Linked DNA regions of Mus musculus: region 2 is linked to region 1. The links are chromatin loops, found by intact Hi-C in ENCODE. Cell type or tissue: left cerebral cortex. All regions are shown on one strand. Each heading gives the region's core, and the rest is flanking DNA. Links, peaks and the distances in the headings are about the cores only.

What was found. A loop is a pair of places that touch in the nucleus more often than their neighbours do. Peaks named below come from ENCODE experiments on the same cell type or tissue, not always from the same donor. Only the 100,000 strongest peaks of a DNase experiment are listed, where the experiment ranks them.
Region 2: it touches region 1 in a loop (9-fold over the local background); 16 of 42 quality-filtered maps call a loop at or near these places.

The regions. Positions count from the first base shown.
Region 1 is chr9:92,203,310-92,211,654 of GRCm38, forward strand. It overlaps Plscr5 (phospholipid scramblase family, member 5), which reads left to right. Exons shown (of 8, transcript NM_001195693.2): 3 at 1-27; 4 at 911-1,131; 5 at 2,133-2,294; 6 at 4,487-4,648; 7 at 6,351-6,433; 8 at 6,516-6,925. The coding sequence ends at 6,389. The region is part of intron 3 of Gm31588 (a long non-coding RNA gene); the gene reads right to left. It overlaps Gm31531 (a long non-coding RNA gene), which reads right to left and starts at 4,985. Exons shown (of 3, transcript XR_379706.4): 1 at 4,150-4,985; 2 at 1-90. In left cerebral cortex, for the core only: a CTCF peak has its summit at 4,211 (motif pointing left); a DNase peak (open chromatin) is centred at 4,196; H3K4me3 peaks cover 506 bases.
Region 2 is chr9:92,143,203-92,151,547 of GRCm38, forward strand. It overlaps Gm46147 (a long non-coding RNA gene), which reads right to left. Exons shown (of 3, transcript XR_001779352.2): 3 at 1-1,016. Among named protein-coding and RNA genes, the nearest start is that of Gm46147, 28 kb to the right of the region's middle. In left cerebral cortex, for the core only: a CTCF peak has its summit at 4,544 (motif pointing right); a DNase peak (open chromatin) is centred at 4,548.

The DNA.
Region 1 (8,345 bases), core at 251-8,250:
TCCATCAGCAGGTGGAACTTCTTGGGAGTAAGTACATCAGATTCTGCACTTATTAAAACTCCTGAAAAGGCTGCCGTGTTCAGAAGTTTCCTTACATGGAAAATGTTATAAGCAACGTACAGAATTAGACCAAATGACTGCTAGACCTATTTTTCAACCAAATCTAAATGTATTAATCTTAAAGAAACTATAAGTATGAAAATAAGTCTTTGATAACAGTGACATTTAAATTTTAATAAATTTAATCTTGAAGTGATAAGCAATAATTAATATCCCACAGATATTAATCACTAAAATTCCTTAACATTCTAATAAGGGAAGTCACAGTTGAGGTCATATTAAAATTTCTTCGACACAAATGCTATTGTTTCCTTGCTTCCCAGTTGACTCAACAAAATATGCACACAATTTATCTATAGGAAAGTGTGTAAGGATGATTAATTAAATTTGCAATTGCTTGAGTGCTTTTTGTTTATAAGATCTTATATTACTTCAATATATATCAGAAGGAAAGTAGTTGGCCAGCATTACTACTGCGGATGTTAAGAGAAATTGTAGATACAGTAATAAATGGCACTGTGAATTGTCCCAATAACTTGCAGAAAAATAATAGAGTTCTTATCTGAGCAATGAGTCCAACCCTACACATTCTGTCCTATGGTTGAAAGGTGGTGGACCATGTTTGTTCATAGTTCTAGAATAAATTTAGCTGTTCGTTTTGGTCCCAGGCTTTGCTTTGATTCCTGAGGCTATGTCATCAAAGTTTAGAACATAGAAACAGATGTGAATGAAGCTGAGACTATCAGCTCAGTAACTCTGCCATGACTCTATGTTCTATTAATACTCCTTGACTTTTGACAAGTGGTGATACCAATCAAAGCATGTCTTCATAAGATGTGTTTCGCGACAGTGATCCTCGGCACTGAGACCTCCAACAAATATGAGATCAAAAACAGCTTGGGACAAAGAATTTACTTTGCGGTGGAAGAAAGCATCTGTTTTAATCGTAATGTGTGTTCCACGCTGCGAGCCTGCACCCTGAGGATCACAGACAACTCGGGTCGAGAGGTGATTACAGTGAACAGGCCCCTAAGGTGTAACAGCTGTTGGTGCCCCTGCTACCTACAAGAGGTTGGTCACTGCCCCTCAGCATCTTCTCTTTTTAAGTTTATTCCTTTAAATGGCACTCATCTGGAACTACAAGACAGTAAACCTTACAGTTGTTTGAATTTATATCTTCCTTTTTAGGGTAAGGAAAACATGAAGATTTTGTGAGTCACTGTTTCCATTTGTAACCTGAAACTCTGGTAGCTACCATGAGATTAAACGGTAAAATCAGCTCATGCATCCTATAAACGAGACAGCCTCCTGGCTTGTGTATTATCCAAATAATTGTAATGGCTACAGTTCTCACCACTACACAAATACATCTTCAGCAGTAGCAATGCCAGGAGAGGCCATGACACTTAACCTTGTCCACTGTGTCCTCTCCCCTGTGTGTTATTATACTCAGAATGATACCAAGTATTTGCACATTTAATAAACCCATGGTATGCAACAGAGTGACTTTATTTTAAAACATAATTGATTGTCATTTTTAGTAGAATTTTAATAACTCTCATTGACGTAGACTTAATTTGATCTGATATCTCTGTAAGCTAGAAGAATGTGGTTTTGTCCTCCATTCTGCAGAATACACACACACACACACACACACACACACACACACACACATATATATATATATATATATATATATATATATATATATATGTATGTATGTATATACATATATATATATGTATGTATATATATACATATATATATATACACATACATATATACAGATATATATACATATACATGGAAAATGCTAAATATATCAGTGAAATGAATTTTTATCATTTTCATGACAAAATACAAAACCTCAGAGGAAATTGTCACCCTGCATACTAATACAAAATGTCAGAAGAAAATACTGCTTTGCATCCTAGAAACATATATGTACAATGGCTTTTACAATACAACAGTTATTTCATAACATATATTATATAGATATATGTTGATATTCTTCTGTGATTAATGAATTATAACTGTAGAAAATCTGATTTTATTACTATTTTGTCTTACAGCTAGAAATCCAAGCCCCTCCTGGTACTATAGTTGGTTATGTTGCACAGAAGTGGGGCCCTTTTCAGCCCAAATTCACAATTCAAAATGCAAACAAAGAAGATATTTTGAAAATCATTGGTCCCTGCACAACCTGTGGCTGTTTTGGCGATGTGGATTTTGAGGTATGAAAGGCAAAGAACGTTTTGCTTAGGTTCCGAGTTCTTGAAATGCAATTCAATTTATAAGTCATCAAGATCATAATGTACCCCTTAAATACATTTTAAGAATCTCATATTAGTATAATACTCTAATAAATCCTATTTCCATGCTTATAATAATAGCCATCACTCCAGAGATTCTAAGTCCATAGTGTTTAGCAAAACTAATGCTATGACAATATATAGTCCTTAGGCACTTTGTCATAGATCACTGCAATATTACTAAAAGAAGTTTAATTTGTTAAAATTAAAATAAGAATTATAAAATTAAAATTCTTGGCATATTTTGTAAATACAGTGATAAACTACTATATCTCCTTACCTAAAAGAGTAAATCTCTTGTTATTTTCAGCTTAAGTCTTTAAGCATAAGGCATATTTTATATATATGTATATGTGTGTGTGTGTGTCAGACAGACAGACAGACAGACAGAGACAATATCGTTTTAACATTACATATCTTGTAGTTGTTGAAAGTCACGGTAGTTCTATGTTTGATGAACTTGATTCGTAGGGAGTTAAAGCACATGTGGGACAGAGAGAATATGCATATTATCTTTGCCCTTTTCTGTTGACCTGCTTGTATGGACATTTAACCCCATTCAGGTCTCATTTCAGAAGCATACTCCACTAGAGTGTCACTATATAAAGCTATGTATGTAAGATGTGCTAAGTTTGTTTCATAAAATAATGTACTTGTAGGTTGAGGGAACTGAATATTAACATGAACCATTGCAAATTTAGCCTGTAACAGCATATGCTCTTGCAACAGATTATCCTGAGTGTACATCAAAGGCAAGGAGAATTTACATTCAAAGCATCCGTTTTCATTATTCAAACATATCCCACCTATGTCTGTCTCCACAACTTCTGAAGGAGTCTCTAGACACCAAGAATACAGACTCTGTCCTAATCCCAGTATTCTGAAAGGATGTCACACAGCTTCTTAATACTATGGTTGAGTAGATTTTAGCATTAGGGTCTAGTATTCATGCTATAACTACGTCCTAAGAAACTTTCCCTATTTTTTATTTTATATCACCATACAGAAAGTGAAGCTTCATATTAAATAACTGTCAGAATGATAAACAGGATTAAGAAATAAATTGTTGGGCTGGAGTGATGGCTCAGTGGGTATGAGCACTGACTGCTCTTTCGAAGGTCCTGAGTTCAAATCTCTGCAACGACATGGTGGCTTACAACCACCTGTAATGAGATCTGACGTCCTCTTCTGGTGTGTCTGAAGACAGCTTAGATATAATGCTTAGATATAATAATAAATAAATCTTTGGGCCTGAGCGAGAGGGGCCGACCAGAGTGAGTGGGGTTGACCAGAGCGAGCAGAAGTCCTAATTCAATTCTCAACAACCACATGAAGGTTCACAACCATCTGTACAGCTACATTATACTCATATACATGAAAAATAAATAGATAAATAAATCTTCAAAAAAGAAAAAGTAAAGAAATTGTTGATAAGTCAGGTGTAGTTCTCCCATTTAATGGTAGACTTCAGTATTTATACACTAGCTCAAAGTGACTTATAGTACGTAGGACTGGTTAGAAGAGAGTAAGTTAACAAAGGTTTTAGTATAAGATAAAAATGTGGTTTGACAATGTATTATTTTTAATCATTTTAATAATTACATAATTGATAAATTATTAAAGTTTATTAATTATACCTAGAAATAATTCATTCAAATAATTTTAAATATCTGTGCACATGTAAGCATATGCACACACACACAGTATATGTATTTTCCATACATATTTTATCGTAGCAAACTCTGGCTTAAAATTTGAATATAGGCAAAGACATTACCTTCCTTCGTGCTTAGCAATAAAACTAAGAGATGCATGTGCTGCCATCTTGTGGCTGTCTGACCTTAATTATTTACTCCATCTGCATAGAAAATGAAAATGAAAACAAATTATAGTGATCCAGAAACTGTGGTAGCCTGAAGTTCTCGACTACTGTGGAGGTGAATATCCACACGCAGGAGCAAACAACATAGGGTTGCCATTTGGGGGTGGTGACTAATAAAACAGTTCAAAGTTATCATGAGAAAAACATACCAAAAAATGTCAACCACCTTTTTTTTTAATCTGCATTATCATGCTTATCTATTATTATCATTATCGTTATTAATTTTGCAAAGGTGAAAACTGTTGATGAGAAGGTTACAATTGGGAAGATCTCCAAGTACTGGTCGGGATTTGTCAATGACGTGTTCACAAACGCTGACAACTTTGGGATCCATGTTCCAGCAGATCTCGACGTGACACTCAAAGCAGCGATGATTGGTGCTTGCTTTCTCTTTGTAAGTTTGATCTAAGCTGTGTGGATGAGTTTGCCCTTACAAGCCAGACTGTATAGAGCAGATCCTCCTCCACAGCTTGATCTGCAGGGGCTGCTTTGCACACAGAGGCATTTTAAAATATGATCGTCCTCCTTTGGAAATCAGAATATAGAGGTTTGTGTTTTATTCATGCTGGGAACATGGGAGTCAAGGAACATCTTTGCCAAAATATTTGACTCACTCCTGCCTAAGGTCTCCCCCATCATGAATGTTTTGAACTCACAGAATCATGTGTTTTGTTTTGTTTTGTCAAGCAAACCAAAACATTTCTTTTCATTCTGTTGTCCAGGATTTCAGACCTCAAGCCTAACAATTACTTTAAACTATGCTGCTGTTGAATAAAGTCAGCTCCATTATTGTGTCTACTTAGTAAAAAAAAAAAAAAATAATAACTGAAACTAATGCCATAGTTTAATCTTTGATGGTCACAGAGAGCTAAACATAAACACCAAATATTTATTATTCTATTTCTCATTCTCTTTCACTCATAATAATTTATCACTTCCTGCTTGCCTTTCCCATTTTTGGTCATCCCATAGTTCAGTATTAACCTTTCAACACAAACACATACACAATTTACACATATACACACATTCACACATGCACACACACACATTCACACAGAGAGAATAAACACACACACACACACACACAACAAAGACAAGCACATATAGAGGCATACACTTATGCACACACATTGAAAAACACAATCTCACACAAGCACACATTCACATACCCTGTCTCTTGGGTGTTTATTAGATCTTTCTGATCAAGTTTTTCACTTAATTTTCATAATAAAATTTGCATCTGTCATCTTCTCTACTGACCTACTTCGCCAACAAGTTGCTGCCAAGATGGTATTGGTAGACACTAGCTGTTTTCTGGATCTTAAACCTTTGTGATTTTTCTGTTCATTTATTTTTAGAAACCTTCTAAATATTTGTGTGTTAACAAGGGTGTTTCCCCATCCTTGCCTCGTTCTTTTAGAGATTAGTGTGATTTAGAAGGTTGATTAGATTTCACTCAGTATATCATATATCATACAATCTCTGCATGACATTCAAGCCTGTAGGGTCTCAGCTCTTACCAAGCCAGTGCCTGAACATGACATTGAAAAAGTTCTCTGTGCTCAATAAACTCAAATGAAGACTGATCTAGATAGTTCCCCAGTTCTATGAGTGGGTAGCTTTTAAACTCTAGCAGCTAAGAGACTCATATACTTAACTGACAATAGAAACAACTCCCACCAATTTTGTCAAACCATAACTTTCTGAAACCTTTGCAATTTTCCCAGTATATATTTTGAGGCCACTTCTCAAATGTATCTCTAAGGTAAATTACAAGCATTTTGAAGGTGATGCCTTTTATAACATCTTCCTCTGCCTTACGTTTACAATTGAATTTTACAGATTGATCACCCTAAAATTTTGATTGGTGCTATTAGGATTACTTATGTTAACGTTGATTACATATTTAAAATTCAACATGTGAGAATCATGAAACTTAAAACATTATAGTTTTTATTCTTCCAATAAATCATGCATTGCTGAAACACGACTGGGAACACTGTAGCTTCACATGCTCAAAGCTGGCATGCCAAGCTCTTGATCCGAATTGTTGCCTCTTTTATAAATGTATTCATACTCAGTTTATTTATTTGTAGGATTTTATGTTCTTTGAACATTCACTTGCTGGATTATAACAAGCTCGATGACGAAAACAATAAAATATGCAAAACGCATTTCGGTAAGGAAAAGGCAAGTTTAAATGACTTCCTTTGAAGCTGTCTATGTTTGACACAATCTAATTCTTTTTCATTTTCTTCTAGATGTCCCTTGGGCTCTGAGTTTTATTTCAGGATGGTCTGAGTATTTGATTTTTGTATAACTAAATGTGAATTATTATATTTATTAGAACACTGTTTAATGAGACAATTACCTGGTTTTGAATGCATGGTAGCTAAATACGCAATTACTAGTGTGAGTCCAAGGTTACTGTGAGAGATTACCATTCTCTCTTTATTCTTTTGAAGTCACTGCAATGGGAAGCATGAAAGATGAGAGCTAAGGCTTGCAGCATCACTGATGGGAATTCAGTGTTTAGAGAACACTTTGAAGTGTTGCTGGTACTACGGGTGGTTGCTAATCAAAAGACTTGAATTTCTAAAATATCTTTTCAAATGTAGCTCCTTTTGACTTTCTTAATTTTATTTCTTCTTTTTAAATTCTCATGTATTCTTAACGAATTAAAGAATAAGCCTTATTTTATAACACACTTTTCATATTCTCTGAGAAACAATCTGACATTTCTGAGATGATTTTAAATTTTCTTGTTGTAGTAAATATATTTTACTTATATTGGGAAAGTTGGAGACTGGGTAAATAATATGTGTAAGGATCGGAGAAAAGATGGATACCTTCCATTTGTTCAAGTAGCAGAGGCACAGTTATATTCCATAAGGCAATTAACTAAAGCACCAAGCAGATTCATGCCAGAAATTTAAATAGCCATATAGATAGACGCTAAATTAGTGAGAGCAGTCTGCTCTACCAGGATTTTATCTGACTACTATGAAGTCTCTGCCAGTTAAGGGATCTGAGACATCAAAATGACAAATGGAAAACAAACGAAAGCAAAAGAGTCAGAACCTGAGTCCCTGAAGCAGTGCAGATGTAAGAACACACAGTAAATGGAAACACTTCAGAATTAATACCGTGCTGGCGAGCATCCCTGATTCCCACACCCCACTCTTCCATACGCCTCCAAAGCTCTGTAGTCAGGCCCCTCCTCCTGAACATTCCTAAACAGGGCTGAACTGGGGAATCAATGTTCATATACACAAACCTATGGAGGACATTCTCACCCAAACCACCACTTGAGTTCAAGGCCACACTGAGCTACAAAATCAAGTCCCATCTCAACCTCACCGCCACCCCCCAATGAAATTTCTTAATTGTACTGAAGCTAGTGTTCAGTAGCTAATCTTTAGTAATTTTATTAACGATATCCCACATTGTTTTGCTGATATTTATACTTTTGCAAAAATCAGTCTTTGTTTGATTAAATATGTTTAAAACTGGTTTTAATTGTTACCCACAGAAATGATAAGAAATCAACCAGATCTCTCCAAGAAGGGCTAGAGTTTTGTATTTCCAGACCCAGGAAGGAAAGTAATTCAGTATAAATAAACAGAGCTGTTCGTTTAAACATAGAGGAAAAGAGCTTAGCAAGAGATAAGAGCATTTACAAAATAGAATTCTTGCCAATTCAAAAAGGAAAGCACAAAGTCTGTGAGTCAAACATGCTTGGCAAGTCTGATAAACACAGGACGACTGTGGCTGGAGTATAATCATCAAGTGGAGGGACAATGCCAATAGGTTCTAACAGAGTATTCTTTATAACCCATAAAACCTTGAAACGAAAATCTAAAACCTTCCTATGATCCACCAGTGTTTCTCTATGAAGAAGTTCTAACTGGTGCACTGATACGTGCCGATAATCTTCGTACTAGGGAAACAGGAGAACCTGAAGTTTGGAGCAAATGTATGACAGAAAACTCAAGACAATCATCCAATCAGTACCATAATCATCAAAATAGATAGGGAGATGCAATCACATTGTCGAAGGTAGTGGTATAGTGAACACAGTACTCCCACAG
Region 2 (8,345 bases), core at 94-8,093, 60 kb before region 1:
ACTAACTAGACAGCTACAAATTTGATTAACAGTAGATGGGCATGAATATATTTCAGAAACATTTTCAAACAGAGTGTTGACCGAAGTCCAAGTTTGCAAAACTACATTGAACTCGAATTTCTTTTGACAGTGATCTTTTTCATTCTTATGCACTTAGCTACATTTAGGGATGCTAATAAAAAAGACAAGATCTTAATCAAACGCTCTTGTAGGAGGAAGACTTTGTAGCTGTTAACCTTCGTGTTTGCCTCAGTATATGAAAATGACAAAGGCAGAATTTTAAACAAAATGAGGGACAAACACTTGAAGCCTGATCCTTAAAAGCTCTGCTGGATAGGAAAATCTACTATGAAAAAAAAAAATAAGCCATACTTTACACAGTATTGAAATGATAGTTGCTTAAAATGTCTGCAATTATATAGGATTCAAAAGGGCCACCCCCCACTGTTTTCCATTCAGTGGCTGGGATGCACATGGTTGGATTACCACCTGCAGCGCATGCTAGCGGACAGTATACGCAGCTGTCACCGTAGCCCTATAATTATGAAAGTATCTTTCCACTCTTTTACAATTAGAAGGCCCTGTCTTTCTTTCTCCCACTAGGTAATGTTTTTTGTTGGTATCAAGAGCACCTAACTTCCTCTACTTGTTATGGCACTTGTGTCTCGGTAGAATGTAACCAGTCTGTAGGGCGGAGCACTCATTTCTTCGACATCGTTTTTTGGGCGTTTGAGAAACTTCTATAAAAAAAATAAGCTTGCCCATATCACAGAAGAGTCAGTTCCAACTTGGGTCTTTTCACCAGTCCTCAGCTCTGCTGAACCTACAGGGTGGAAGGAGCCATGATGGTTTGTTCTGGAGAAAGAAGTAAATAGGACTTTTTGAAGGAGACGTGCACTATCACGAGTCCAACTCTCTGCGTAGCTTGGATCTCTGTTTCTGGTTGACTTTCAGCCTTGTGGTGTCTTCATGACTGCAATGGGGCTGTTTCTAATTCTATGCTTGTAACTTACATCCTAAAAGAAAAAAAAATGCCTTTCTCAGCAGTGTAGATAATGTAATCCCCCCCCTTTTTTTTTCTTAAATTTTATTTAATTTTTTAACACTCCAGATTTTATCCTCCCCCACTCCGATCCACCCTCAGACTGTTCCCCATCCCATACCTCCTCCTCACCCCCCTCATCTCCACGAGGATGTTGCTATCTGCTACCCCTCAACCCACCAGACCTCTAAATTCCCTGGGGCCTCCAGTCTCTGAGGATTAGGTGCATCTTCTCTGAATCCAGACCCGGAAGTCCACTGCTGTATCTGTGTTGGGGGACTCATATCAGCTGGTGCATACTGCCTGGTTGGTGGTCCAGTGTCTGAGAGACCTCAGAGGTCCAGGTTAATTGAGACTGCTGGTCCTCCTACAAGGTCTCCCTCCTCCTCAGCTTCTTCCAGCTTTTCCCTATTTCAACCACATGGGTCAGCAGCTTCTGTTCTTTGGTTGGGTGCAAATATTGGCATCTGATCTTTACTGTAACCTTTCTTAAAATAGTCTTGTGATGAAGCAAGTCTGAACACTGATCACCAAGTCCCTCCAAGGCTAGGCTATCAAAGTGTCTGAAGAGCAAATGACTTAGTATGGCAAATGTTGTCTCACCTGAGACATCATAATTTGACAGGTAAGCTACATGCGTCATTTTAAACGTTCTAAGAATATATGAAACTAATAAATTGCATTTAATATGTAATATTTTATGTAAATATATACTTAAATTATTCTCAAAGTGTTATTGACATAATTTATATTGAAACATTTTTCATTTAAGTTGAATTTGGAGTACATTTTCAAAATCTATTGCAACTCTGCAGTGTATCACGATTTAAACAAAAATGCACTTCTTTGGCCTGGGGCAGTCACTTAGTGGGTAAAGGGTTTGTGATACAGAGAAAGGACCTGAGCTCAGATTCCACAAACCACAAGGCTGAAAGCAGGAACACCTGTCTATAATCCAAGCACTCCAGTGGTAAGATGAGAGGCAGGTAGAGACAGAAAGCTCACAGAAGCTCTTGGACACAGGCTGGTACGTGCAAGAGCAAATAACAAGAAGAGAGGCTCTCTCAAGGTGAGAAAGCTGTACCTTCATATGTGCTCTGTGGCACAGATGCACTCCTGAACACACACACACACACACACACACACATGCACACACACACATGTACATACATACACACACACTTATGCACACACAAGCACTATACACACACAGGCATGCAAACAGGCACACACACACGTTCACACTCAGTCTCACAAACACACACAGGCAGAAAGAGAGAGAGAGAGAGAGAGAGAGAGAGAGAGAGAGAGAAAGAGCAGACCCACACACATTTTAAGAATCAATTCTTTGCCTGGCAATGGTGGCACCTGTATTTAATCTCAAGCATTTTCGATGCAGTAGTAGGCAGACCTCTGAGTTTCAGGCCAGCCTGGTTTACAGAGCAAACTCCAGGACAGCCAGCGCTACACAGAGAAACCAGGTCTCAACCAAAACTAAACCAAATAAATAAATAAATAAATAAATAAATAAATAAATAAATAAATAGACAAAAACTAAAGCAAAAAACAAACAAGCAACACTAAAAGAAACCCAGCTCTTCAACCATGCTTGCTCCTTTTCAGCTGCTAACTGTCCTGTGTAGCTACTGGATTTCATGGTAGGCATTCCAGATATACTAGAAGTACAATGTCATGTTGCTCAGAGAAAAACAACTGTTACTGGTGAGCAAAACAAGTCACTCCCTCTAGTTTCCTAATTGGCTCCCTTGTTTTCTATCTTGTGACATCCTCTGCATGGACAGAGTAACCATACTGTTCAACCCAGAAGACAACTACTTAAATACCTTTATCATTTAGTTTCAATTAGTTCATGCAAACAGAACTCACAATTAATTAAATACTTCTGTACACAGCCTCAAAGTTATCCTTTCTAAAACTGAAAGTTTATCGCTTAGTCATCCCTTTCAGAGATGACAGTTTTTTACAGCTATACCAATAGAAACACTGGGAACCTTCTGGCTGACCTTACTGGGTCAGTGGGAAGAGTTCGCTATTGGTCCTTAGTGTCCAGGTTCAAGGATGCTAACCATCTTGCAATGGGCAGAACAGCCTTTCTCTAGCTCAAGAGCAACAGGGAGAAAACATTCGTGACAAATTCTTTTAAAACAAGAAAAAAGAGAAGAAAACAATGTTCAGGTTTGTAGAGTTGGACATCTCTTTCACCGCAACTTTGTAAAAGTGGCATTAAAAAGATACAGGAGGGCCAGGGGTGGTGGCTCATGCCTTTAACCCCAGCACTCAGGAGTCAGAGGCAGGCAGATTTCTGAGTCCGAGGCCAGCATGGTCTACAAAGTGAGTCCCAGGACAGCCAGAGATATACAGATAAACCCTGTCTTGAAAAACAAAATCAAAACAAACAAACAAACAAAAACAGGAGGATAATAATTACCTGACTAGTGCAGGGCTTAAGATCTATAATATATTTTAATACCTCAATCATCCCTTTTCATTTTACCTACAAATAGCAATTTATAAAAGTTTTATTCTATGAGCTATCTAAAATCTAAATCTCATGTAAATCTTGAAAGTAGTAAGTATCTAAATGCTGTACATTGAAGGAATTCTAATTTCAGAATATTGGGTAACTAAAAAAAAAAAATACATGAGGACTATAACTGTTTAAAGTTGTTTAAAGTTTAAAATCCTTAGATTTTTAAAGGCAGCACATGGTTACATGATTTTGCATTAAACTAAATTTTAACTAAACGTCTGAGGTTTAATTCTGAAAAGCATTCATGGAAGAATAAAATGTAAAAATTCACTTTAATGAGAATACCAGCCACATATCTTTTGAAATAACATTTGAATTAATATAACTACATTTAGATTTTTATCACATTTGGAATATGAGCACATATTCAAATAGTAATAAAATTGTACTGTTGCTTTAAGAATTTTTTTAATATTTATTGAATGTACTACCAGTAGCTTCAAAATAAAGCAAATATGATTTTGGATATCAAGAAGTTTTCTTTTCAAGAAGAAAAACCAACGTTTTGAAACTATGAAACAAAATGCATGCTTTATGGGGAAACACAAAACATGACATCTTAATGCCATCTATTGTTTAAAATGGGGTCATGCATTAGAAATAATCTCCAAATTGCGTATAAATAAATAGATGTTGTAACTTGTAGCCACTCTGAAAACACACATACACAGACTCACACATATTCAAACCCTAGACATTTTTTCAAAAATTTATATTACTTGAATAATTTGTTCAATAAAAGGAGAAATTCAGACCTCCAGAAGACAAAGATCAAAATCAATTCGTGGCTCAAAAAATGTAAATTTACTTCGAAGTCTACTACAAATTAATGAGCTTAAATATTGTTTATTTCATTAATTATCAACCTGGGTAGAAACCACACCTCCACTATACAGGCCTCCAAATTAAAAGGTCAAAATAACACTCTAAGACGAAGGTGTGATAGTTCATCTGGCCACAAGATGGAGACATTTCACCATTAAAATGCAAATAAGCCCGCACTAGAGAGTGCCCCCCCCCCTTTAAAGAAAATTCTTAAACATAAAACAAATGCTTTTCTCCCTACCTATCGTAAAATGACTACTAGCAAATCTTCCCTCATAATAAGCTTATTTTATAGCTAATTATACCAATTAAGATACACCAAATGGTTTAGTTTTTGTGTGTATGTGTGTGTGTGTGTGTGTGTGTGTGTTTTTTAACATTTTGACAGTTAATCTAAATCTCCAGTAGGTGCAATTTATTAGTGTTTGGTACAGTTTTATATTGCTAAATACAATCTGAATATAGCAAGCTGCAGCCTCTCCAGATTAATACTAAATTAACATCACACATAACTACTCCCCCAAACACTATCCTAGTGGGATAATTCGCCTGAATGCCTTCTGGACCCCACAGCAGTTCATACTCCTGAGATGTCAAATAGCTCTAGGGTCGGTAGAGAAAGGATTGTGCTTGTGTAGAAACACCTATAATGGACAAATAAGACATTCTCCTGACAACTGAAACAGGTTTCATAAGAAAAATCTTTGTGGGTGATATTACTAAGAGTTAAACATTTAAGTATCCCCCAAATAATTCTATAAAATAGTCTTCAATGAGAATTACCAAGGTTGACCCCAGTACAAAGAATTTAAGAAAATAATTATAAATTAAAAATTATAAATTTCTGAGTTCAAGGCCAGCCTGGTCTACAAAGTGAGTTCCAGGACAGCCAGAGCTATACAGAGAAACCCTGTCTCACTAAGAAAAAAAAAAATCAAAGAATTCAAGGAGTTTAAAGACAAGAGGAATGAACACCAGAACACTGGTGTGAACAAGAAGAGGATAGTAGGGCAGGGAGAGGGTATAAGTGGCTTTGGGGATAGCATTTGAAAGGTAAATGAAGAAAATATCTAATTAAAAAATGCCTTTAATAAGAAAAGAAAAAGAGAATAGTAATAACCTCATGATTGAAGTCCAGAAACCCAAACACAGGGCTCCATAAAAGCAAGAAGGCAAATTCATGATGCCGAAAATGCTATATTACTAATCACTGATCACTAAAGAGATAGAAATACCAACGAAAACTTAAGATGAAAGGAAGATGAAATTGAAATTTTTAATTTTCTATTTAGAAGACACAGAAGAAGTCTTCACGGTAGAATGGGTCTAGCAAAAGGCAGCATATCATCAGAAATTGAAAATAGAGTAGTTGAACCACTCAATTAAAGACTATGATAAATCTTTAAAACACACATGCTGTGAATATGAAGAACTATGGGACATGAAAGAACAAAGCTGAAATAGTTGAAGAAGAATCCTACATTAATAGGCTAGACCATATCTGCAACAGGATAAGAAAACATTAAGAAAAATTAGGAGAAAGATATATCTACAAGGATGGAAGAAGCACAAAGAACACCAAATAGACAAGACCAGAAAAGTAACACCCTGTGGAATATTATGGCTAAACGTTAATATAAAGAACAAAGAATGGTTGCAGATCTGCAACCCTATAGGTGGAACAACATTATGAACTAACCAGTACCCCGGAGCTCTTGACTCTAGCTGCATATGTATCAAAAGATGGCCTAGTCGGCCATCACTGGAAAGAGAGGCCCATTGGACACGAAAACTGTATATGCCCCAGTACAGGGGAACACTAGGGCCAAAAAAAATGGGAATGAGTGGGTAGGGAAGTGGGTGGGAGGGTATGGGGGACTTTTGGGATAGCATTGGAAATGTAATTGAGGAAAATATGTAATAAAAAATATTAATTAAAAAAAATCCCCCCCCCAAAAAAAAGAACAAAGAATGGGCACTCAGAGTTGTGGAAGAAAAGCCATAGTCTCAAATAAAAGAAGCCAAATCAAAATAACACCTGAATTCTCAATCAAGCTTTAAATGTCAGAAGATCCTAAAGCAATGTACTCCAAGATCCAAAAGAACACAAGTCAAGCTAGACTATTTTACCCAGCAAAAGTATCCACCTTAATTGAAAGAAAAAGAATAAATTTCCATGATAAAGATAGAATTAAAAAAATATATATCAACCAAGAAGAACTCCACCAGATGCCACATGGCCTGTGCAGCAGAGCACAGGCAAGATGACCAGCCACATGATGGGAGAGTGGGTCTCACACCTCAGTGGAGAAGCACAGTATAACTGGATCTGGTTGAAGTAGTTTCTTGGGGTGAGGGAGTTTGCAAAGGCAGAGGGTGAATAAAAGGAACAAAGAGATAAGGGACAAAGATGATGCGACACTCATTAAAAAAAAAAAAAAAAGAAGTAACAAGTTCACAGGATACAGAATATACTCCTTAGACAAAATGCATTTTATTTGACCAAGTTTCATGTAGTTCATGTAGTTATTTAAATTTGACTCTAAGACTTTAATAAAAATTTGAACCCCAAATATTTAAAAAAATAACCTCAAATTTTAAAAAAATTACGTCCATCAAACCAACCCCAAGAGGGTCAGACCCCTACTGCTGCTGTAGCATCAAAAACATATAAAAGGACTTCAAGACACAGATTAACTTCAATTCTATAATAGTAAGTGATTTCAGTATTTCACTTTCTTTAATAGAAAGGTCCTCTGGATAGATAATAAAAAGAGGTGTATCGTTTTATGAAATCATACATCAAAGGGATCTAACAATTATCTACAAAATATTTCTCCCAAAGACCAGAAAAAAAATTCTACTCAGCAGCCCATGAATGCTTCTCTAAAATTGAACATATATTGAGATACAAAACAAATCTCAAAATATAAGAAAAAAAAAACTGGTAACACATATCCTATCTCAATATGATGCAAAAAAAGCTTAAGATAAAACAGAATCTCCAGAAATTATATGAAGTCACGAAAATTAAAGAATACAGTGCCAAATAACAAAATGGCTCCAAGAAAATTTCAAGAAAAAACAATGTTAAATACCAAGGGGAAGAAAAATAAAGTAATAATTAAAAAAAAAAAAAAAGACACATGAAGGCTTTGGGACACAGTCCTAGGAGGGAAACATATGTCATTAAACCCTGTTTTCAAAATTAGAAAGTACAGATAAGCAAGTTCATCATGTAACTCAAGCCTTTGGAAAAACGAGAGCAAGTCAAACCCAACCCCGTAGTTGAGAAGAAAAACAGGAACAGAAAAGGCAGAAATCAATAAAATAAAAGCAAAATTAGCCTTAAAAACACCAAGAAAACTCAAACTGATAAAATCGCAGAGGGACAAAGAAACATTACAACAAACACCAAGGAAATTTAGGACACTACAATGGAATATTTAAAACCTGTATTTAAAAAAAATCTAAAAGCAAATAACAAGTTCCTTGATGAATTACCAAATCAATTCAAGAAGATATCTATAGCTTAAGCACACTCATGACAAATAAGGATATTAAAACAAGAAAAAGAAAGTTTTACAGCGTGGGAAAAATAAAATACAATCCAGATGGATTTAAAGTGGAATTCTACCAGGTTTTCACAAAAGAACTACAACCAATTATCCTCAAGTCATTCCAAAACAAAAAGAAACATAAAACAACAACAACAACAACAAAAAGCCCAAAATAGAAACAGTACTCCCAAACCCCTACAAAGCCAGCATTACTCTCATTCTCAGTCCTATAAACACAGAGTAACAACAAAAGAAATCCCAATCAAAATATCCATGACATTCTTGGCAGAAATAGAAAAATCTATTGTAAAGTTTATCTGAAAGTTCAAAAGAGCCTGAGGGTTGAAAGCAATCCTGAACAAAAAGA